Regions from separate parts of the Homo sapiens genome. Here all the other regions are linked to region 3. The links are chromatin contacts, found by Hi-C or POLR2A ChIA-PET in ENCODE. All regions are on one chromosome and are shown on one strand. Each heading gives the region's core, a stretch centred on a gene start or an enhancer-like site at or near the end of the contact. The rest is flanking DNA. Distances are from core to core; before and after follow the strand shown.

What was found. A loop is a pair of places that touch in the nucleus more often than their neighbours do. ChIA-PET counts read pairs that join two places held with the same protein, here RNA polymerase II (POLR2A). Pooled maps may share reads with other maps.
Region 1: a pooled map shows a loop between it and region 3 (2.5-fold over the local background). The contact joins the promoter of RAB37 here to the promoter of CDR2L in region 3. A Hi-C loop is called at or near these places in 7 of 50 pooled maps. POLR2A ChIA-PET finds 5 or more read pairs at or near these places in 4 of 52 experiments (PC-9, WTC11 and activated T-cell).
Region 2: a pooled map shows a loop between it and region 3 (2.1-fold over the local background). The contact joins the enhancer-like site here to the promoter of CDR2L in region 3. A Hi-C loop is called at or near these places in 1 of 50 pooled maps. POLR2A ChIA-PET finds 5 or more read pairs at or near these places in 5 of 52 experiments (A549, Caco-2, OCI-LY7 and 2 more).
Region 4: a loop to region 3 is called in a pooled map, with 2.2 times the contacts of the local background. The contact joins the enhancer-like site here to the promoter of CDR2L in region 3. A Hi-C loop is called at or near these places in 1 of 50 pooled maps. POLR2A ChIA-PET finds 5 or more read pairs at or near these places in 5 of 52 experiments (HEK293, WTC11, activated CD4-positive, alpha-beta T cell and 2 more).

The regions. Positions count from the first base shown.
Region 1 is chr17:74,732,785-74,738,644 of GRCh38, forward strand. RAB37 (RAB37, member RAS oncogene family) reads left to right here and starts at 4,472. Exons shown (of 9, transcript NM_001006638.3): 1 at 4,472-4,581. The coding sequence starts at 4,489. LOC124904057 (a long non-coding RNA gene) reads right to left here and starts at 4,555. Exons shown (of 3, transcript XR_007065905.1): 1 at 4,474-4,555. RefSeq lists enhancers at 3,658-3,717, 4,104-4,827, 5,098-5,187, 5,552-5,860 and silencers at 3,958-4,127, 4,178-4,227, 4,428-4,627.
Region 2 is chr17:74,831,871-74,837,474 of GRCh38, forward strand. SLC38A12 (solute carrier family 38 member 12) reads left to right here. Exons shown (of 10, transcript NM_017728.4): 10 at 4,057-5,604. The coding sequence ends at 4,817. Among named protein-coding and RNA genes, the nearest start is that of GRIN2C, 25 kb to the right of the region's middle. RefSeq lists an enhancer at 1-311. Within about 2 kb of position 2,407, at least 3 of the 41 ENCODE cell types and tissues checked have a DNase peak (open chromatin) inside an H3K27ac peak, as active enhancers do; they include OCI-LY7, where a contact is called at or near this core.
Region 3 is chr17:74,985,905-74,991,208 of GRCh38, forward strand. CDR2L (cerebellar degeneration related protein 2 like) reads left to right here and starts at 1,728. Exons shown (of 5, transcript NM_014603.3): 1 at 1,728-2,218. The coding sequence starts at 2,140. RefSeq lists an enhancer at 1,566-2,067 and silencers at 1,634-1,713, 1,734-1,823.
Region 4 is chr17:75,235,229-75,240,736 of GRCh38, forward strand. GGA3 (golgi associated, gamma adaptin ear containing, ARF binding protein 3) reads right to left here. Exons shown (of 17, transcript NM_138619.4): 12 at 5,114-5,184; 13 at 4,561-4,880; 14 at 4,147-4,343; 15 at 3,686-3,855; 16 at 3,424-3,534; 17 at 1,371-3,161. The coding sequence ends at 3,051. It overlaps NUP85 (nucleoporin 85), which reads left to right. Exons shown (of 19, transcript NM_024844.5): 19 at 350-530. The coding sequence ends at 451. Among named protein-coding and RNA genes, the nearest start is that of GGA3, 24 kb to the right of the region's middle. RefSeq lists a silencer at 5,420-5,508. Within about 2 kb of position 3,608, at least 7 of the 41 ENCODE cell types and tissues checked have a DNase peak (open chromatin) inside an H3K27ac peak, as active enhancers do.

The sequences.
Region 1 (5,860 bases), core at 3,222-5,721, 250 kb before region 3:
GTGGTGTGAGGTGTGTGTGGCGTGATTTGAGGTGTGTGTGTGTGGTTTCAGGTGTACACAAGAGCCCCCCCATCTTTCAACACGCATGAGGGTCTGTCTCACTGACACTTGGTACCTCCACTATCAGCAGGGCTGCATGACAATGACAGTGTGATCTGTGATCAGGAGGGTAGGGGTGTCTATTTGGGGGTATTGTGGGGGTGTGCGTCTCAGATCTGGAGGCAATAAGAGGTGTTGGGGGTCATTTATAGGGTGATATACACATTTGGTGATGGTGTGAGGCATGGGGTCCATTGGAGAGGCAGGTGTTTGCACAGTGATGTGGCACAGGTGTTGATGGTGTGAAATAAACTGTGCCTGGAGCTGCACTGTGGTGACAGGAGTGTGTGTTTGGAGTGAAATGAGGTATGTGTGTTTGAGGGTCATGTAAGATGTGTATGTATGTGGTATGATGGTAGGTGTGTTTGTTTATAGTATGAGGTGCACATTTGTGGCATAATACAAAGTTGTGTGTGGGACATGTTATGAAGTGTGTGTTTGTGGTATAATGTAGGGTGTGAGGCATGTGTATTTATGGTATGATGTGAGGCAGATGTGTGTGGTATGATGTAGGGTGTGTGTGTATATTTGTGGTGTGATTTGAGAGTGTATGTGTGTGATGTGAGGTGTGTGTGATTTGAGGGATGTGTGTGGTGTGAGGTGTGTGGTGTGATTTGAGGTGTGTGTGGTGAGGTGTGTGGTGTGATTTGAGGGGTGAGGTGTGTATGGTCTGAGGTGTGTGTGTGTGGTGAGGTGTGTGTGTCTGTGGTGTGTTGTGGGTGGGTGCACACGTGTGAGTGTCTGTGGTGTGTGTCTGGGGAGAGACACAGGCTACCACAGCGCATACACAGCCTCAGAGTGAACGTTAGGAGGCCCAGGTTTCCTCCCCAGAGACCACACGGATCCCTTAGTGAGTCCCTATTCTGCACAGCCCCTGTTCCCTGTTCTGAATGTCTTAGACCCTAACCCACTTCTGACTCACCCGAGGCTGCCCTTGAACACCCTACAGGACATTACAGTGGCCCTGGGGACAGTGTACGCACCCTCCAAGTATGACATTACCCACATACCACAGACCCAGCAGGCCTGCAGCCCCTCTCCCCATGTTCAAAGACTTCTTCCCTAGGTCAGATTCCTCCATCCAGACTAGTGCAGCAACGCAGCAGGGAAGTGCTTCAGGCCACTGCTCCTTCTGGATGATTCGTGCTAATGTTCAACCTTCTGTATTCCAAACCCACCATAGGACAAAGAGGGCCTTGGAGCCAACAACGTGAACCACAGCTGGAGGCTAGAAATCTGAACTCAAAGTACCAGCAGGGCCACGCTCCCTCTGAAGGCTCCAGAGAAGGGTCATTCCTTCCTCTTCCATGGCCTTGGTGGCTCCCAGGAGTCCTTGGCATTCCTTGGCTTGCAGCCACACTCCTCCCATCTTGCCTCTGTCTTCACCTGGATGTCTTTTCCCTGTGTCTCTTTCTTCTTATGACACCGGTCATACTGGATTAATGGCCTGCCCTATATTAGTATAACCTCATCTTAATGAGTGATATCTGCAATGACCACATTTCCAAGTAAGGGCATGATCTGAGGTACTGGTGGTTCAGACCTCAACCTGTCTTTGGGGGACAGAATTCAACCCATAACAGCATGGTTTACAGTAGAAGGTGAGCATGAGGCATGCCCTGTCCCCTCTCTCATTCTTCCTCCACCATTTCCCTCCTGCAATGAAAACCCGCATCCTGGCTGGGCACAGTGGTTCACACCTGTAATCCCAATACTTTGGGAGGCTAAGGCAGGCGGATCACCTAAGGTCAGGAGTTCAAGACCAGCCTGGCCAACATGGTGAAACCCTGTCTCTACAAAAATACAAAAATTAGCCAGGCATGATGATGGGCACCTGTTATCCCAGCTACTTGGGAGGCTGAGGCAGGAGGAGAATGGCTTGAACAGCCCGGGAGGCGGAGGTTGCAGTGAGCCAAGATCGTGCCACTTACTCCAGCCTGGATGACAGAGCTCCACCTCAAGAAAGAAACAAAAAGAAAGAAAGAAAGAGAGACAGAGAGAAAGAAAGGGAAAGAGAGAGAGGAAGGAAGGAAGGAAGGAGAGAAAGAAAGAGAAAGAAAGAAAGAGAGAAAGAAGAAAGAAAGAAAAAGAAAGAAAGAAAAAGAAAGGAAGAAAGAAAAAGAAAGGAAGGAAGGAAGAAAGAAAGAAAGAAAGAAAGAAAGAAAGAAAGAAAGAAAGAGAAAGAAAGGGAAAAGAAGGAAGGAAAAGAGAGGGGAAGGAAGGAAGGCAGGCAGGCAAAGAAAGAAAGAAGAGAGAGAGAGAGAAAGGAAAGAAGGAAAGAAGGAAGGAAGGGAGGGAGGGAGGAAGGAAGGAAGGGAGGGAGGAAGGGAGGAGAGGGGAGGGGAGGGAAGGGGAGAGAAAAGACCGCATACCAGGCCAGGTGCGGTGGCTCACGCTTGTAATCCCAGCAATTTGGAAGGCCAAGGCAGGCGTATCGCCTGAGGTCAGCAGTTCCAAACCAGCCTGTCCAACATGGTGAAGTTCTCTACTAAGAATACAAAAATTAGCCAGGCGTGGTGGCGTGCACCTGTAGTCCCAGCTGCTCCAGAGGCTGAGGCAGGAGAATTGCTTGAACCTGGGAGGCAGAGGCTGCAATGCGCCAAGATCCCGCCACTGCACTCCAGCCTGGGCGACAGAGTGAGACTCCGTCTCCGGGAGCCCACGGCATTGAGCAAACCTCGGCATTATTTGCAGCAAGAGCCTCTGGCATCCAAATAGCAACCAACACCACGCCTCTGTAGTGTGCTGCGCAGCCTCCACACTCCAGTCTGAGGCTCCCTGTTTGAGTCCCGCCCTATGCCCAGCTGAGGTTATAGCACGCTCACCTCCAGAAGAGGTAACCCAAGCTCTTTACTCTACTGGAGATCACCTCTGTCCCCACTCTGGGCGCTTCTCCCAGCTGACAGAAAATACCTCCAGCTGATGTCAGAAAATACAGGGCTGGAGGCTGGCGTACAAAGTCAGTCCCCACAGGCCTATGGTGGCCCATAAGCCACGTCTACCCCTGCTCCTCACCTCCACACCTAAGTTAAGAATTGCAGGCCGGGCGCAGTGGCTCACGCCTGTAATCCCAGCACTTTGGGAGGCTGAGGTGGGCGGACCGCCTGAGGTCAGGAATTTGAGACCAGCTTGGCCAACATGGCAAAACCCCGTCTCTACTAAAAATACAAAAAGAAAAAATAGCCGGGCCTGATGTCGCGCACCTGTAATCCCAGCTACTCCGGGAGACTGAGGCGGGAGTATAGCTTGAACCCGGGAAGCAAAGGTTGCAGTGAGGCGAGATCGCACCACTGCACTCCAGGCTGGGCGACAGAGTGAGACTCTGTCTGAAAAAAAAAAAAAGTGCAGGTACCCCTCTCCAGCTCTCCCCTCCCTACACATCCCTCAAACCGTCCCGCTGTAATGCACCCGCCCTGTTCCTTGGTAACTTGAAGCTGCTTATAGAATGTGGAGATGGGGGTAATTGAAAGGTCGGCCCAGGCCACAGAGCCCCTGAGCTCTGCTACCGGCAACCCCAGCTGCACTCCCCACTCTCTGTCACCAGGAGCTGCCGGGTGCCTGGGATATCCTGGCAGCTCTGCTCAAAATGATCTACGACTTCATGAATTTATTTGGCTCCTCCTCGGGGCCAGGGTGAGTGTCATGGGTTAATAAGGCCGGCCCCGCCTTCAGGAGCGGTCCACTGGGAGATGTGTGCTGCGCAGCCCTCTTGCGAAAGCTCTCCCCTGGTGGGACATTCTGGGCACAACCAACAGGCCGGGGGAAATGAGAGGTGATCCATACTAAAGGGTCAAAGTCCCCGCACCAGGCAGAGGCCCCAAAACACCGCAGCGTACATGTGCTGCAAGGCGAGTACGGGTTGGTAAACAAAACTATATTCAGATGAGCTCGGGCCGGGTGACTTAACAGATGAGGAAGTGTCTCGGGGCCATCGGCGGAGGCGCAGCCCAGGGGTCCCCAGCTCCCCGCCTCGCCACCTGGGGACAGCCCACGGCCCGGGGCTCGGGCGCCGCCTGCTGTCGCGGTGCGCAGCGACTACGGGAACTCTTCCGCAGCAGACGGGGTCCCCGCGGCCCGCTCCCCCAGGGGCAAGCAAGCGACCACAGGGGACCGGTCCCGGGGCTGGATGTGGCTCATGTCCGAAGCGCACGGAGCCGAGCCGGTGTTGCTCAGGGAGGCTGCCCGCCCCTTCACGCAGACCCTGCGGCTCTGCGTGCCCTCAGGGAACAGCAAGGTCCGAGCCGGTGTCGTCGAGGGGGCGACGGGACGGAGGGAGGAGCCTGAGGGGTCCCGGTCGAGGGAGGGGAGGAGTGGGCGGGGCGGGGGTGGGGCCGTTCCTGCGCTCTCCTTCGCCTGCGGGCCGGCACTGCTCACCTCTCGTCCAGGGACATGACGGGCACGCCAGGCGCCGTTGCCACCCGGGATGGCGAGGCCCCCGAGCGCTCCCCGCCCTGCAGTCCGAGCTACGACCTCACGGGCAAGGTGGGTGGGCCTCTTCCGTGAGACCCCCGCCCTCCTCGGCGCTAGCCCCTTCCTGGCTGCGTCTGGGTTGGACTCAGCCCTTCCCCCAGGCAGCTGCGTCTCCCAGAGGAGGGAGGGAGAGAGGGTCAGGACACAGCCTCTGGGGCCGTCCCAAGCTCTAGGTGTCTCTGCTGGCTTGGTGGGGGCGGGTCGCGGAAGATCGCAAAAACTGAGTGATCCCCCCGCCGGCCCCAACTCAGTTCTCTTCTGCCACACTCTGGCAAATATGAGCCCCCGGGAGCCCATGCTTCTTGGTGAGGGTTAAGCGCGCAACTCTCGGGGCTCAGGCTGGGAAGGGCTGGGAGATGGGGACCGAACGGAGACTCGGAGAGGACGTCCCCTGCTGGCAGAGGAACTGGCGTTAATGCCATTTTCCGAGCTAAGCTCTTAGTTGAGATCTGACATCCAGGTTTAAGGCCTGATGTCCCCCAGCTGCTCCCCTCCCATTCCACCCGCTGGAGGCACTGCCTCCCACCTTCCTCCCTGCAGTCGGAAGCCGCTCCTCCCAGAAGGATGTTGCCAGCCGGCCTGCAGGTCACTTGGGAATTTTTCGAACCTGAGAAAGATTTCAGTGGTTGGTCTTTCGCATCCCGCACTTGAGAGAGCTCCAGGGCTGCTCTCTGGGGCTTGCTCCCTCTACAGGGGTGTCCTGTATGGAAACAGGTAGGGACAGCAGTGGACTGGTCTGTCGCCTTCCATCTGTGTCCTTGGAGTGAGCGGGTACCAGAAACTGAAAGAACTGCTGAGGGAGCCTAGAGCTTCCACTCTTCCTCTGCAGGGTTGGGGATGGAGTGAGGGCTGTCCTGGATTCCGCTGCATGGCCTTGAAGGAGACCTGCCTCTCTCTGGGCCTCGGTTTCCTCCCCGACACCAGGGCTCACCCTTGCTGGGAGCCTCAGCCTCCACCCCAGTGTTTCGGGGGAAGCCACCCTGCAAGTCATCCGCCCAGAGCCGTTGAGATAGGCGTCCTGTGTGGGCTTGTGGCAGGAAATGGGCCCCTGCACCCTCGGAGAGGAGGAGCTGCTGTTGGCCAGGCCCCAGGCTGAGGGGGACTGCCTGACCTTGTTGCCCTGCAAACCAGCTGGGTTGTTTGCCTAGGAGGTGGCCAGGCTAGGCAGCTGTTTGTGTTTGGTGGAATCACCGAGCTGGGTGGGTAGCTGGCATCGTTTGCTCAAGGCAGCTGTGATCTGTAAAGTACACAAAGACTGGCCCTCCCTCCCTCCTTCCTGCTCCAGGGCTGG
Region 2 (5,604 bases), core at 1,157-3,656, 150 kb before region 3:
GTCGGTGTGGCTCTTGGAGCCCTGCTCCCCATCGCGCATCCTGGCAGGGTCTCCATAACCTGTCATCCTCGTTTCATCTTGATTTATGATCAGACCTAATGAGTTTTTGGAGCAGCTGTCTCCCAGGGATGTGGCGATCAATCTAGGAGATGGCTGTTGAACTTTGCTCCTCCCGCAGCCAGGGGAGGCAGGGAGGGGCCAGACAAGGGGGTGGGGCCACAGGAGCCTCGCCAGGTGGGCAGTGGGGGTTAAGCCTCGGGCCATGGTCCCAGGACTCTGCAAGGTCAGGGCCCTGACCTCCCCTCTGTCCCTCCCTTCCTCCCTTCCTTCCTCCTTTCCTTCCTTTTCTCCCTTCCCTCCCTTTCCTCCATCTCCCAGGGAAACGAGCTTCTAGATGGTGCTAGTTTCTTTTGAATTTGCTGGTTTGGAGACCAGGCTGGAACAGTTCCCTTCACTCTCCACTCCCAGGGGACAGATCCCAGCACCCGCCTTCATATCCTCATGGTGGTGCCGAACTGGAGGGCCCTGCCCCCTCCCCAGGTAGCTGGGTTCACCTTCTGCCTCAACTGGGGCCATTTCCACTGGGAAGCTGGTCCTCACCCCTGTTTTGGGGGCGTGGCTCTTCTAGAACCACCTGTCCTTCCCGGATATGCTCCTCACCATGGCGGCCTCTCCCCCTCCTGGTGTGTGAGCGCCCTGAGTGCAGGTCAGGATTCATGGGTGAATGACCCACCTCTGCTGGGTGCACACTCGGTCTGCTCAGCCCCAGAGCTGGTGGCATCTCCATGCAGCCGAGCTGCCACACAGCTGGGTGAGCTTTTGACAGCAGTGCAGGGTGTGACCAAGGGGAGTTCACGAAAGCCCACATGGCCCTGCAGCTGCGCCTGCCCCGTCAGGTGTTTATCCCACTTTCTAACACTCTGGAATCACCTCCCAAGAGCTTCTAGCATCTGCTTCTGACTCGTAGGCGGCAGCAAACATCCAGCCCACGAAGGTAGACTTGGTTTTTGCAAATAGACTTGTTTAAGACAATCAAAAGAATGAAATGGGTGACTAATCTAGGTAATCTAGGTAGTGGCATTACGAGGTGAAACTAATTATGGCTAGAAGATCATGAAATCCTTTTTTAATCACCCATATCCGTGGCTTGTTTGTTTGTTTGTTTGTTTTGATGGTGGAGTCTTGCCCTGTTGCCCAGGCTGAAGTGCAGTGGCACAATCTCAGCTCACTGCAACCTCTGCCTCCCAGGTTCAAGTGATTCTCCTGCCTCAGCCTCCCGAGTAGCTGGGATTGCAGGTGCGCGTCACCAAGCCCAGCTAATTTTTAGGAGAGACAGGGTTTCACCATGTTGCCAGGCTGGTCTCAAACTCCTGACCTCAGGTGATCTGCCTGCCTCGGCCTCCCAAGGTGCTGGGATTACAGGCGTGAGCCACTGTGCCCAGCCGCCATGGCTTTGTTCTAGCTGAAGGTTCTAGAAGTTGTTCTACATCATTGTTGGTGTCAAAGGTGCCTCTTCCCAAGACAGCTGCTCTGGAGGACGCCAGTTAGAAGGTGTATGTTTCAGGGGTGTATGTGTGTGTGTACAGCCGTCTCATTTCTTTGGAAACCTACTTTATAAATTGGTTTATTTACCATGAGGAAATCCCACAGTCAGGGCTGTAAGGAGAGCTAGCTGCCTTTCTTTGGAGATGTGAGGCTGGGGAGTTAGAGGAGCAGAGAAGCACGAGCTGTGTCCAGGGCAGGAGAGAGCAGTGGCAGGGATGCTCACGTCCAGACAGCTGACCTCTTCCTGCCTTCTTGCCTGCTTGCTCACCAGACCCAGGGCCCAGGGCCGAGTGACAGACAGCTAGAGGAATTCTCCACTTGCCTTTTTCTAAGTTCATGCCAGCCTTGGGCAGGGCCAAGTGCCAGGTCTCAAGGTGGTACCTCGAGATGGCAGTGGCAGTGCAGGATTTGAATCTTGCCCTACAGCAGCTGCCCCCATTGCCCTGACCCTTGTGCCCCACTTATGGTGGCAGAACAGTCTGCTGCAGCCTCCTGAATAACAAATCACCAGGTGCCCCGGGCCCAGTCTGGCCTCTGTACCCCCACCCCATCCTGCTCAGCTCTGCTCTGTAGCCCTTTCTGGCTCACAGGGACTCCGCCTCCAGCCTGTCTGCTCTCTCCCCGGTACCCCTCCTGCACATCCTGCCCTGACACAACTCCTGTGGGGTGGATCTCTCACATAGGCACAGCTGTGCACACCCCCCTCTACCCACCCGCAGAAATCTCTGGGGCAAGCAGATTGCTCAGGGTCCTGGGCTGTCCCACAGGTGTCCTGTGCCATCCACCCCCAGTGGGTGAAGCTGGAGGCAGCTCCCTGGGCTGAGACTGGAAGGAGGAACTAGGTCGCCGCTTCCGCTTGACTGACCAGGGTTGGGACGATTTGTGATGTCGGGGGAGGAGGAGTCCCCAGGCCCTCAGAGTCAGGAGTGGCGGGGACTGGAGCGGGCGGTGAGAGGCAGAAACAAATCATCTTCTTTACCGGCAATTTTCTCAGGCCGGTTTCCACGCTCCCCTCCTCCCCTCCTGTCCCCGACAGTGTCAGGCAGTTCTGATTAAAAGTAATAGATGAAGATTCCATCTCACTCCCAGTGTCATTGTGGGAAGACATTGCCTGGTTTCCTGTGGGTCCCATCAGAACCACCTCTTCCTTCCAGGAGTCAGGGAGTGGGCCTGGCCCAAAGGGGACCATAGGATACCCAGCCTCCCACCTGCAAAAGAGCCCTGGGGCTCTGCGGGGGGCCCCAGACAGGAGCCACCGAGCTGTGAGCTGGCCTCTTTGGCCACTGCCCCTTCACACTTGCCTGTGCTGCTCACCAGGAAATGTCACGTGTCCCCGTGGGCTTCACCTGAGGGGTGAGGGCACAGGCTAGAGAGGCTGTCAGATATGTTCTGAACAGAGAGAGCAGGGCTTGGTCAGCTTCAGAACAGACACGGACACTGGTGGTCTCCGTGTGTGAGTAGCTAACCACGGTTCTGGGTAGCCCGGAGAGCAGAAGCGGGAGACACAGAAAGATCTAAGAGTGCCATCTCCTCAGAGCACTGGGAACACAGCCCCTTGTCCCTGCGGTGCGCAGGCTGCCTCTGGGGAACTCAGCCTGGAGGGCGTGCTGTGAGCCTGTCTCCAGTGGCAGCCCAGGAGGAGGGTCACCGTAAAGGGCTGCGAACTGAAGCCAGCCTGGTCTCCATCAGCAACGCAAGCTGTTTGCTCTGAACAGATGGGGCCACAGGCCCCCTTCCACTTCCACAGAGGGTCCCCTGTCCCCTAGCTGTGCTGCCAGGCCCAGGAAAACAGAGCCACATGCCACCTGCCTCCAGCCTCGGTGTCAGCAGCTCAGGACTCGGCAGTCCGCAGCCTTGGTCCTTGATGCTATTTCTGCCCTGGCGTGACCACTGGCAACTTCCTGCCTGCCCTTGGCCCCTAGGCACTCACCTGTCTGCCCAGGGCTCCCAGCACTCCTGCCTGTCGGCCTCAGCTGTGTCTAGCAGATGCCCTCGGCCCAGGAGGACACCTCCTCCCAAACACTCCATGCCCTTCTTCGTCTACCCCCCAGCACTCCAGCCTCACATTCCTTAAACCAAGGGAGAGAGGGTGACCCTGTGTCCTGACCCAGCCTGCTCCCTGCGAGGAAGCTGGCAGAGCCCCTGAGAGCCCTGGGGGTCTGATGAGGGAGCCAGGCAGTGCCTGCCCAGGACTGGCCCTCCTCTAAGAAGACAGAGTTGCTACCTCTGCAAAGCCGGACCACCCTGCCACTGGCCCCACTGCAGCCCTGTCCCCACATACCCAGGCCCCCTGCTCAGCAGGGAGAGGGGAGAACAGGACAGAGAGGGATGCGGGACCTTCCTCTGATGAGCAGCCACTGTTGAGCCACCCAAGAACAGGGCTGCATGAACATGCATTTAATGACTCTTTCTCACAGGGCTCTAGTCCCCGCAAAGGCGCCCCCCAGACCAGAAACTCAAGGTAGGGCCGTGCCTGTCCCCACCAGGTGACTCCTCTCTCTCGTTTCCCAGCTTTCGCCGTCATGATTGTGCTGGCCCTGATCCGCATCGGGCACGGACAAGGGGAGGGGCACCCGCCCCTGGCTGACTTCTCGGGGGTCCGGAACCTGTTTGGGGTGTGCGTCTACTCCTTCATGTGCCAGCACTCTCTGCCATCCCTCATTACCCCCGTCTCCTCCAAGCGCCACCTCACAAGGCTGGTGTTCCTGGACTACGTGCTGATCCTGGCCTTCTACGGCCTCCTCTCCTTCACCGCCATCTTCTGCTTCCGCGGCGACAGCCTCATGGACATGTACACCCTCAACTTCGCGCGCTGTGACGTCGTGGGCCTGGCCGCTGTGCGCTTTTTCCTGGGCCTCTTCCCCGTCTTCACCATCAGCACCAACTTCCCCATCATTGCCGTGACCCTGCGCAACAACTGGAAGACACTCTTCCACCGCGAGGGCGGCACGTACCCGTGGGTGGTGGACCGCGTCGTGTTTCCCACCATCACCCTGGTGCCGCCTGTGCTGGTGGCCTTCTGCACCCACGACCTGGAGTCCCTGGTGGGCATCACAGGGGCCTACGCGGGCACCGGCATCCAGTACGTCATCCCCGCCTTCCTGGTGTACCACTGCCGCAGGGACACCCAGCTGGCCTTTGGCTGTGGGGTCAGCAACAAGCACAGGTCCCCTTTCCGCCACACCTTCTGGGTGGGCTTCGTGCTGCTCTGGGCTTTCTCCTGCTTCATTTTCGTCACGGCCAATATCATCCTCAGCGAGACCAAGCTCTGATGGCAGGACAGGCAGGTCTAGTGACAGGAGGCATAGGGGCCCCAGCCCCACCCCTCGCCCGCAGAGCCCAGATTTAGTTGCTCCCAGGTCTTCATGGGGCAGGTGGGACTGTGGCTCTAGGGGAAACCCCCTGTCCAGCTGGGGTTGTTCTCCCCACCCACCTTCCACCCAGTCTGCACCTGTCCTCACTCCCCCGGGCAGCTCTCCCACCAGGTCCTTCTGCCTGGGTGACGCGTGGCTGCTCCCAAGTTCTAAGACTCATTACTGGAATCACACCTCTCCCACATCTTCCAACACGCTTCACCCCCAACCCTACTTCCAGGGCGGGCTACTCCCTGCACAATGGGAGATGCAGTGCTGGCACTGCCATCATTTGTCCCAGACCCATGCCCCTCCCCTCTCCTGCCCCATCCTGCGTCCTTGTCTAAGAAACCTCCACTAGCAGCTGCTGCCTCTTCAGAGGCGAATCCCAGGCTGGAAGTATCCTAGCCAGGTCTGCCTGTGACGGCAGGGCCCACCCTCCCACCAGGCCTGGGAGGCGGTAGGTGCCACCTCAGAGAGGGCCTGGCTGGCCCCATGACAAGAACAAGAAGTGCTAACTGGTACCAGAGTCCCCAGATAGAGCTGCGAGGGCCCTCGCTGTGGGCGCGAGCTCCGGAGTAGCAGGCTGGATGGAGCATCCCTTCTACAGGGACACAGCCGCCTGCCAGCTGGGCCTAAAGTCTGGAGCTTGTCTCTGAAAGGGACCGTCTGCTGCCCTCGCTGCCCCACTGGAGCCCTCAGGGCC
Region 3 (5,304 bases), core at 478-2,977:
GGGTTTCACCATGTTTCCCAGGCTGGTCTTGAACTCCTGACCTCAAGCGATCCACCCTCCTTGGCCTTCCAAAGCGTTGGGAATTACAGGCATGAGCCACCACGCCCGGGCAGTTTTCTAAAGTGGTTGTCGTCCTATGTATTCCCTCCAGCAGGGTGAGAGAGTTCCAGTTGCTCAACATTCTTGCCAATACTAGGTATTTTTTGTCTTTTTTTTTTTTTTTTTTTTTTTTTTTTTGAGACAGGATCTTGCTCTGTCACCCAGGCTGGAGTGCAGTGGCATGACCACAGCTCCCTACAGCCTCAACCTCCTAGACTCAAGCAATTCTCCCACCTCAGCCTCCCAAAGTATCTGGGACTACAGCCGTGTGTCATTATGCCCACCTAATTTTTATTTTTAAATTTTTTTATAGAAATAGGATCTTGCTATGTTGCCCAGGCTGCTCTTGAACTCCAGGCTCAAGTGATCCTCCCAACCTCGGCCTCCCCAGAGTTCTGGGATTATAGGCATGAACCACCACGCCTGGCCTTTTTTTTTTTTTTTTTTTTCCCTAAAGCCACTCTGGTGATTGGGTAGTGATACCTCATTGTGGTTTTCATTTGCATTTTTCTGATGGCTAAAGAAGTTCAGTACCTTGTTGCATATTTATTCAGTTATTTGTGTATCCTTTTTTGTGAATTACCTGGTCAAATCTTTTACCCACTTTTCTACTGGGTTGCGTGCCTTTTTCTTATGACTATGCAGATGTTCTTTCTGTATTCTGGATACAAGTCATTCGTTGGGTATATCACAACATTATTCAGAGATTCTCAACGGCACCAGCACATTAGGGTCCCAATAAAAATGAGTTACGTGAATGCTTGAGTCCGAACACTCTTCTAAGGAAAGAATGCTTGGACAGATGCAAGTGTGTATAGTTTTAATGGGTATAATTGGATATAGGATATGGGTCCCAAGGAAAGGAAAACAGAACCTTGAATGCAGGTAACACACCCTCAAACTTTGCCACTTTCAGCCTGTGGTTTCTAGCCACAAGCACTTAAACACGCAGTTCCCAAAGGCAACTGTAAATTAGTATTCATTCATTCAAAGAATGTCGATGGAAGGTATCAATGACCAGCATGTTGTTTGTTTTTTGTTTGTTTGTTTTTTGAGGCAGAGTCTCCCTCTGTCGCCCAGGCTGGAGTGCAGTGGCGCTATCTTGGCTCACTGCAACCTCTGCCTCCAGGGTTCAAGCGATTCTCCTGCCTCAGCCTCCCGAGTAGGCATGCGCCACCATGCCCAGCTAATTTTTGTATTTTTAATGGAGACGGGGTTTCGCCATGTTGGCCAGGCTGGTCTCGAAACCCCTGACCTCAGGCGATCTGCCCGCCTTGGCCTCCCAAGGTGCTGGAATTACAGGAGTCAGGCATCGCGCCCGACTGGTGAGCAGCCTGTTCTAGGAAGTGAGTAGCCAGCTGTGAAAGAGAAACAATATTCTTGCTTCCAGGAGATCTAGGAGAGACGACAACTTCTAAAATAGCATAATTTTAGACATGAGACATAAACTGAATAGGTCGTAGGGGGAAGTAGGACGAAAGGGTTGATCAAGCAATTCCCAGACCAAGACACCAGGAGGGTCCCGCCCTCGGCCCCGCCTCCAGCTTTGCATACATCTCCTGATTGGTCGGCGGCGGCAGGCCCCACCCCGCGGAGCCGAGCTCCGCAAGCTGCAGGCGGGCTCCGCCAAGATGCAGCGGCGGCTCCGGTTGTCGCCGGGCGGGCCAGGAGCAGCGCGGACCCGAGCCGGGCAGGGGGCGCCCGCCACGGCACCCGCGCGCTCCTAGCGCCCCAGACCCGCCTGCGGGCCCGGATCCTCCTTGCCACTGTCCCACCCGCCGTCCCTGCCACTCCACCCTTTGTGTCGCCGCAGCCCGGTGCCCCCGGCTCTGCGGGACCCCGGCCGGGCCGGACCCTGGCAAAGCGCCAGGCCCCGCGTGGGCTCCCGGCGAGCGGTTGATGGCGAGGGGGCGCGGCGCGGGCTCTGTAGCCCGAGTTCCCGACGCTGGAGGCCCGGCCCGCCTCAGCCGCATTGTCCCGGGCCGCGCGCACCGGCCCTGAGCTGCGCCGCCGCAGCACCCGCCCGCCGCCCGCGGGGCCATGCGGAGAGCCGCCGGGATGGAGGACTTCTCCGCGGAGGAAGAGGAGTCCTGGTACGACCAGCAGGACCTGGAGCAGGGTGAGCGCGGGGGCGACCGGGACAGGAAGGCGGGGAGCGCCCGGTGACCCCTGTCCGCTTCTCCATTGTTGGGCGCTATCACCCCGGGAGGGGCTGGGCTGGACCGGGCGCGCCCGACTCGGAGGAGGGACGCGTCTGGAGAACCGGGACGTGGAGAGAGGGGGCGCTGCCGGAGAAGACGCGGACCGGACGGGCGGAGACCTGCAAAAGTGGGGGGCGGGGGGCGGTCTTCCTATTTTCCCAGACGACCGGGCATCCGTCATCCAGCTCGCCCACCCCGTCCTGGAGGCAGCAACTGCTCGGCCGCCCCTGGTATTGTTACGGGGCCTGAGCGCTAGCTAGGAGTCTTCTGAGGCCGGGAGGCGGCTCCTTCGTCATGTTTTGCTGGGAGGGTGGCTTGTGTGTAGAGGGAAGTTATCTCACGCCAAATCCAGCAGCACCCGTCCCTGACAGGAATTATGAGCTCTAAGACTCCTAGAAAGTTTCCCTAACTCGCTTCCTACTCAGGGAGAAGTGGTACCGCGTCTTTGCTGGTGAAGAAGCAGAAAGTCAAGTCTCCCATCTGCCTTCGAGAGTCAGGAGTCGCTTAGCCCTCCCCTGCCCGGTCCCCTTGCAAATGGCTCATGGTTTGGAGGGGGTCAGGTTCGGGAATCCCGGCCAGTGTGCCAGGCGAGAGACCGAATAAAGAGGGATACATCTCCGCTGCCCCCAGTTGCCATCTGAGGACAGAAAGGGCGACTGGAAGGGGGTTAGAAGCTGGTGATGAGGTGGCCGAAATGACATCACTGGGAGTGGGGGGTGGGGCTGTTGGGACAGAAAGGAAGAGGAGGCCTGCTGGAGTGGAGTCAGTTCTATCCTCTCCTCCCCTAAGATGCCTCCTTCTTGGATGGTGAGAGCTGGAAGGGGCGAGGAAACATGTCCAGGGAGAAGTGACCTTCCCATGGCCTCCAGCAAGCTGGGGGGTGTGGACATAAGTCTGCTGCAGTTTGTGCCATTGTGGCCTGCTGTGGTGTGCCCACACCCTGGTCTCCATCCACAAGGCTCCAGAGGGCTGGCTTTGCCCTGATGTGCAGCAGCTATCCGGATTCTGAAGCCCCTGACCTACTTCCCCACATGGCCAAGACTGGCTGGCAGATGAGGCTCTGTCCTTGTGCTGAGGACAAGGGTTAATCATAGCCTCAGGGGGACCAGGGTGGGACTGGGGATGCTGGACTAGGCCCTGCCATGGTCTGTGCCCTGGACTCTGGCCTCAGCCTCCTTGGCTGAAATGAGATACAGCTCCTCTCAAACACACACACACACACACACACACACACACACACACATCCACACATTGTGACAACCCCCTCTCCCATCCTGGGCAGTAAATTTTTCCATGAACACCTATTAGGCTCCCCTTAAGTACCAGACACCATCCTGGGAGCTAGGAATAGTCACAGCCCTGACCCTGAAGGTATACCCTGGCAGGTGAAGGAGGCAGGCTTGTAACTAAGTGTAGGTGGCACAGTATTTTTTTCTTTTTTCTTTTTATTTATTTATTTATTTATTTTCAGACAGAGTCTCCCTCTGTCACCCAGGTTGGAGTGTAATGGTGCGATCTCAGCTCACTGCAACCTCCATCTCCCGGGTTCAAGTGATTCTCCTGCCTCAGCCTCCTGAGTAGCTGGGACCACACCTGGCTAATTTTTGTATTTTTAGTAGAGACAGGGTTTCACCATGTTGGCCAGGCTGCTCTCAAACTCCTGACCTCAGATGATCCACCCGCCTTGGCCTCCCGAAGTGCTGGGATTACAGGCGTGAGCCACCACGCCCGGCTGGTGGCACAGTATTATGGGCAGTGGGGAGGGCTTCCTGGAAGAGCCAGGCTTAGAAAGAAAGATCAGAAACTGAGTTCTTGAGAAGATGGTTTTCAGGGAGGCCGATGCCAATATTGTTGCTGTCTCACTTAATTCCTGCACCCCTAATGAAGGCTTTGGCACTGTTCCTGGCCCAGAAATGGGAAAGGAGCCAGGGCATAGAGGTGGGAGATGCGCAGAGATGTGCAGCTTCTTGAGAGAGAGAAGGATCTGAGACTCCAGCTGCGCTGGGTGGCCGTGCTCTGGGCTGCCGGGAGGGATGGGCCCGGCAGGCCTCTGCTTCTCTGGCCCTGCTGGTCTGCAGCTGTTGGCCTGGCCTGGCAGCTCCAATGGTAGCCAAAGGCCAGGAACCAGGAGGGAAAGCAGAAATGAGACAGAATAAACTGGAGCTTCCTGCCAAAAGCTGGATGTCTGCTTACTGTGGGCCAGGTACTGTGCTGAGCCTGAGGACATAATCTCTGCCCTCAGAGGACTCCACGTTACATTAGAGAAGACAGAAATAGGACCAAACTCACAATGGCGTCAGAGTGAGGGGTTCTGCAGCTGTAGGCCCAGCAACGGGGACAGCAGAGACTTAGAAAGGTTTATGCCAAGGCCCTTTTGAGCTGGAGGCTCCCCAGGAGAGGGAGGGAAGAAGGCATTCCAGGGGGAAGCGATGCTTGTACCAAGTCATGGAGCGACATGAGAAGGCTGGAAAATAGGGAGGGAGGGGCTGAAGGAAGCATCAGACACGGGTTCTGTGGGGCATTCCCGTGGGCCCTGCCCGCCCTGTGCCCCAGGGGCCAGGCATGGAGAGCTGGATGGTGGGACGGAGCACGGGCCAAAGGCCAGCCATATTGGGTGTCAAAGGCCTGTTGCATCTCCCAACCCACAAATTCTCTTCCACCCAGCTGCTCCCTGGTTGCCTGTGAGTGGCCCAGAAATGGTTTTCTCAGCCAGCCACCTGGTCTTCCCTCCTGTCTGTTTCCTCCTGCCCAAAGGGCAGGCCCTGATTCCACTTTCCAGAAGCTTGACTGTAGAGATCCTGTTTGGCTTTGATGCTCTGTCCTGGTGGAAAGCAGCCGTGGGACAAGTGAGGTCCTAGATTCTCGCTGTGTTCCCTCTGCCCACTGCCACGAGCATTTATAAAAATAGAAAAAGCCAGCTGGGCACAGCAGCTCACACCTGTAATCCCAGCACTTTGGGAGGCCAAGGCGGGCGGATCACCTGAGGTCGGGAGTTCGAGACTAG
Region 4 (5,508 bases), core at 2,358-4,857, 250 kb after region 3:
CCACATGGAGGTGGGAAAAGGCTCCCTCTATCTCAGGCTTCCCCTTCCCTCCAGAAACACTGGCTCCTATGGACACATGTGCCTCTGTTCCCCTTAACCTGTGTAATTCACACACCACCTTCTTTTAGGAGAAAATCAGGGATTCTAGTGTTCTCATCTCTACATTTTGTTCTTTGCTGTTCATCATTTCCAGTATGGCCCTTTGGTATTGCTTTCTTTTACATCGATAATTTGCTGGAAGCTACTATGAATGTTAAGTGCCCTCTACCTTTGGATTAGCTAGACCCTTCGGGAGTGTGAAAGGGCTCCTTCCTGCTCTTAGCTCATGCTGGCGCTCTCTGCTTTGCAGGATGATGACATAGAGACCACCAAGGTGGAAATGCTGAGACTTTCTCTGGCACGAAATCTTGCTCGGGCAATTATAAGAGAAGGCTCACTGGAAGGTTCCTGAGAACTGCTTCAATGTGGTATCTTTGTATGGCAATGTATATAGATTTTTTTAAAAGAATAAATGTTGTTTTGCAAATGTAGGTTCTTAGAGTCCACCCAGGGAATTTTTTATCTGTCTAGTCTGAACCTGAGGTGGTAAGAGATTAAAAAATGCTTGTTTTATGTTCTTTTTTTTTTGAGACGGAGTCTTGCACTGTTGCCTGGCCTGGAGTGCAATGGCACGATCTCAGCTCACTGCAACCTCCGCCTCCAGGGTTCACGTGATTCTCCTGCCTCAGCCTCCCAAGTAGCTGGGATTATAAGTGCACACCATACCCAGCTAATTTTTTTGTATTTTTAGTAGAGATGGGGTTTCACTGTGTTGGCCAGACTGATCTCAAACTCCTGACCTTGTGATCTGCCCGCCTTGGCCTCTCACAGTGCTGGGATTACAGGCGTGAACCACCACACCCGGCCTTGTTTTATGTTCTGATACGCAACTGTCTTCCTGTGCCTCCTTAGATAAGAAATCACCCCCCAGGTCGGGTGCAGTGGCTCACGTCCTGTAATCCCAGCACTTTGGGAGGATCCCTCAACCCCAGGAGTTTGAGACCAACCTGGGCAACATAGGGAGACTCCATCTCTGTTTAAAAAAAAAAAAAAAAAAAACCCCAAAGTTGTGGTGACTGCAGTGTCTTGGAAGTCTGAACAAGAACGCTTGGTGGTATACTTGTGCTTCTGAAATCTTGCCTCACCTCTTCTGGAACACTTAACATTTTGGTTATTTAGTTCCCTTAAAATATAAGCGTACAGGAACCCGCACTTTTAACAAAAACCTTGGGCAGTTCTATCATAGGCTGTCCTCATGTATATCTAGAATTCATAGGTGGTACCTTTTCCTCCATCAGGGTGAATGGCGTCTATACTAGGAAGATTCCAAGTACAGTGAAAATGGTTTTATTTAACATGCAGCAAAACAAGGGCAGCAGAGCTGGGATATCCAGTACAGCCATTTGCCACGAAGCACTGACCTCAACAGTAACGAGTAACACTCAAATAACTGTAATGTCTAGAGCATAACACAAAGTTCCATTTCCACATAGTAATTCCACAGACATTCCCAGGGCTGCAGCAGCCAGTCTCTGGAAAGCTCTTGGATTTATTCCTTAAGTAGTGAAAAATGATTCACTTTTGACTTGTCCTCTTCTAATGAAGCAGTGAAACCTGCTTGCTAAAGACAGCGAGGGGCAGGGAAGGGATATGACCTCTTCCCATAGTAAGGAATAAGGAAGCCTGGCAAGGGGCAGGGAGGAACCAGGGAACATGGTCTGTGCCACCTTCCTTTCCCCAGAGATGTCCGATTGCTGAGCTTGTTCACCTGGGCTCCGCAAGCTTCCCCCGTGTCTATGGCAGCTGGTGATTTTTTTTTTGTGACGGAGGCTTGGAGTACATGTCCCAGGATCACATCCAGCAGCTAGAGTGGCTGGGACAAGCTGGCGGGGGCCAAGCACTGTTGAAGCAATAGGGTCTGGTGACTCAGCTCAAGTGTGGCCCGATCTCATCACCTCCAGACCCAACATCTCGCTGACAGTGCCCCTCAGTAGCTGGGGAACAGTTGAGGTTTCTGGGCAGCACATTAGGACATATGTCTAGTGTAACATTTGTGATCCTGAGGCCTCCTGTGTCCAGCCACAGGTGCCACACCACATGCCATCTGGTGAGAGGAGAGGGAGGCCAAAGCAGTAGGATGTAGAGTGGCGGTAGATTCCAAGGGGAGGATAGCAGTTTATTTCATGCCAAGCAAGAGGTAGTCAGTAGGATGGCCTGTCCCCACGGCTGGAGGCACGCTTTTCCCAGAAAGCTGAGTACCTGCTTCTGGAGAAGGGGAAATACTGGCTCTCTTCATTTTCCTTCCTATCCCTAGTTGGGCCTGTCATGAGGCCAAATTCCATGTCCTGCCAAGATGTCCATAGGACACAGCCTGCCACTGCCAGGGACAAGCACACAACTCATCACTCCGTGGCCATTCCAGGACGATGCTGTCCACCAGAGGCAGGGCTGGGGACTTTGCAGTATGCCAGTTCCTTATTCTGGGCCAGGCACCTTCCTGGGCCACCTCCCTGGGGATGGCAGCAGGAGCTGGTTGGCGGGGGAAGCATGGAATTGCAACAGGGCTGCAGCCCCTTGGGCCGTGCATCTGTCAGGTGTGAGGATGTGGCTCTTGTGGGGAATGACCCATGACAGTCTCTCTTTAGAGACTCCCACCCCCCACCCCCCACCCCAGTGGCTTCAGTGAATGCCAGTAGAAGGAAGCAAACACCTACGCCAAGCCTGGGGGTCCATGTTCCCGGGACAGCAGTGAAGTCAGGGGCCACTCCGCACCCCTGACAGCATATGGCCACTTCAAGTCACACAGGTAGATAAAAACAGGTCCTTTTAGGGGCCAAAGGAGAGGTTATCACAGCAGCAGTTTGGTTCTCAGCAGAAATGCCCAGGGCCCCTGTTCCACATCAAAGCTACAAGCACTGTTGTCAGGGCATGGAGAGTGACGGGACCAGAGCCCTCCTCGTCTCAGGGCAGCCTGCCTGGCTTCAAGGTGGAGATCACAGCGTCCTCTGGGGTCATAGGTTCCCCCACTGTTCCACAGGAGGGAACTGGTCCACCTCGCCCACCTCTGTGCTCAGCTGCTCCCCCAGGGCGAAGGTCAGCTTATACCGAAGCCGCACCTTCTCCTGTGACAGAGGGCAGCAAGTGAGATCCAGCCCAGGCGGCCCCTTGGCAGGACGCCCTCTATTCTGCTACCCTCTCTGTGCTAGAGGAATGGTCCCTTTTCCCCGCAACCCCCAACCATGCTCAGACACTTAACCTAAGGCAGCAAAGGGATGTGTCAATCCTACAGTCAAAACACTTCCAGCTGGGAGGTGGTGGGCCTGACGTCCTAATCTGGGGCAGCTGGGGCCTCAGGCTGGGACCCCTGGGTTCTTTGCTGCTCACCTTCAGTGGATTGGCCAGCAACATGACCTGGGTGATGGCTGCAGGTGGCTGGATGGGGCTAAATGGAGAGAGTTCTGTCCCAGAAGGTGGCTGCAACTTCACTTTCATTGACTAAAGAGAGAGAAACTCCTTTGAAGAGAACTGGTAGGTGCCCCCAGATGGAACCTGCAGTGCACACACACACTGCCACCTGCTGGCTGCAAAGGCCTCTACACAACAGGGTCAAGATAAGGCCGTTTTGGCCCCAGGGAGACACTGGTACCTTGGGCACTGCAGCCTGCAGCACGATGCTCTTGACAGGTAAGGGAGCCGTGTTCAGCATGGACACCACCACCACCAGCACGTCAGGTCGTCCTGGGGGACACTCCTTGGCAAAGTGGAAGAGGATGCGGAAGCCGTTTTTATCGTAGGCTGTCACAGGAAGGGCACTGCCTGTAAGAACGTGACGTGAGTGTGGGAGGAGCAGCACCAGAGACACCCAACAGAGCCCCGGCGGTGAGGAGAAAAGGGCTACTCCGTGGTCATGATGAGTCCAGTGCTTCCTAACGGAATCTGGGAGAGGCGCTCAGTGAGGAGCTTAAGACTGAGAATGCAGGCAGGGAGGCCTGCCTGGCTTTAAGGGACCCCCTGCAAAGAGTGCCTGGATCCATCCCTGTCGCATGTCCTACAGCTCCGTGGCTATAGGCCCCACCGCCCCACCCACCTCAATCCTCCAACACCTACTAGGCTTGATCGATTCCAGGGGCACGTGGATGCTGGCCAGGGAGAGCTCAGGCCCCTTCGGGGGGCTGCCCTGGGACTGGAAACTCAGTGGCTGGAAGAGCGGGCTGCCGGGCCCCGTGGAGAAGGGCAGGAGGGGCCTGGCTGGGGTGGTGGTGGGGATGAGAGGGGAGGTAGTGGGTTTCACCAAGCCCGAGGTCCTGGGAGGTGGGAAGGATGGAAAGCACGTCAGAGAGCCAGCCAGAGCTGCAGGACTCTCACCCAAGGCCCCTGACCATGCTCTTACCCAGGCCCACCCCTTGCCTTCCAGCCTGACTGATGGGACTACAAGGCACCCCCACCCCTTCAAAGTTAGCTCTGGTTCTGACACATTCAGGCCCAACCCTCAGCAACCCCACATCTCCTCCCACTCATTACACTTTGGCCTCTTCTAGAAGCTGATCGAGGGCATCCAGGTGGTGCAGCGCGCTGTTGCCCAACGCCAAGCCATGGTGCCCAGGGACTGCGGGCTCAACTTTTGGGGCCAAGGCTGGGGCCACTCCAGTAGAAAACAAGGAGGAGCCCGCACTGGGGGCAGGAACACTGGCTGGGACCACAGGAGCTGGGAAGGGAGGCGGCAGTGGAGCTTGGGAGCTGCTTGAGGAGGGGGCTGAGGGCTGGAGCAGAGGAGCATCGGAGGCGCCACAGGCAGCGGTCCCCGGCCTGGGGCTGAAGAAGTCCAGGTCGGACTGTTCCCTCTATGAACAACAGAAAGGGTGGTGAGCCGAGGGCGGGTGGGGAGGGCCTGCCGCTGGAACGGGGCGCAGCCCTCCAAGGACTGCACGGAAGACAGCCCCGGAGGCACTCATTGTTCCCCGCTGCAGCTGGCACGCTCTGGAGGGAAGGACAGCTAACTGCAGCCCAGGAGACATGACGCTGGAAAGTGGAGGTCCTTGGCACAGTAGTGCTGTCACCGATCCTGTGCCCCTACCTGGAGCAGGTGCCACTGGCTGTTCCCAGCTGACTCTTTGGGAGGAACATTAGGGGCTGGGTCGGCGAGGCCTGACAATAGAGAAGAAAACAGGATGAGAAGAGGCTCTGAGCTAGGCAGCCCTAGCCCCGCCTTGCCTGAGGAGGGGTCAGGTGACAAGTGACATCAATGGGTGAAGGCGCCGGGAGAAGCTGTTCTGCAGGCAGCCTCCAGAGGGGAATGGAGCGCTCCAGTCCATGATGCAGAAGCGGGGGGCCTGTGGGGCGGGGTGCAGGGCAGGAGGCAGAGTCCACCGGGAGGATGGCCCTGGGGCCCTCAGGGTCGCTGAACTTCACTGAGTACCTCCAACTCAGGGTTCTTTGCCCACCCCAACAGTCACACTGGGGCCCCGCTCA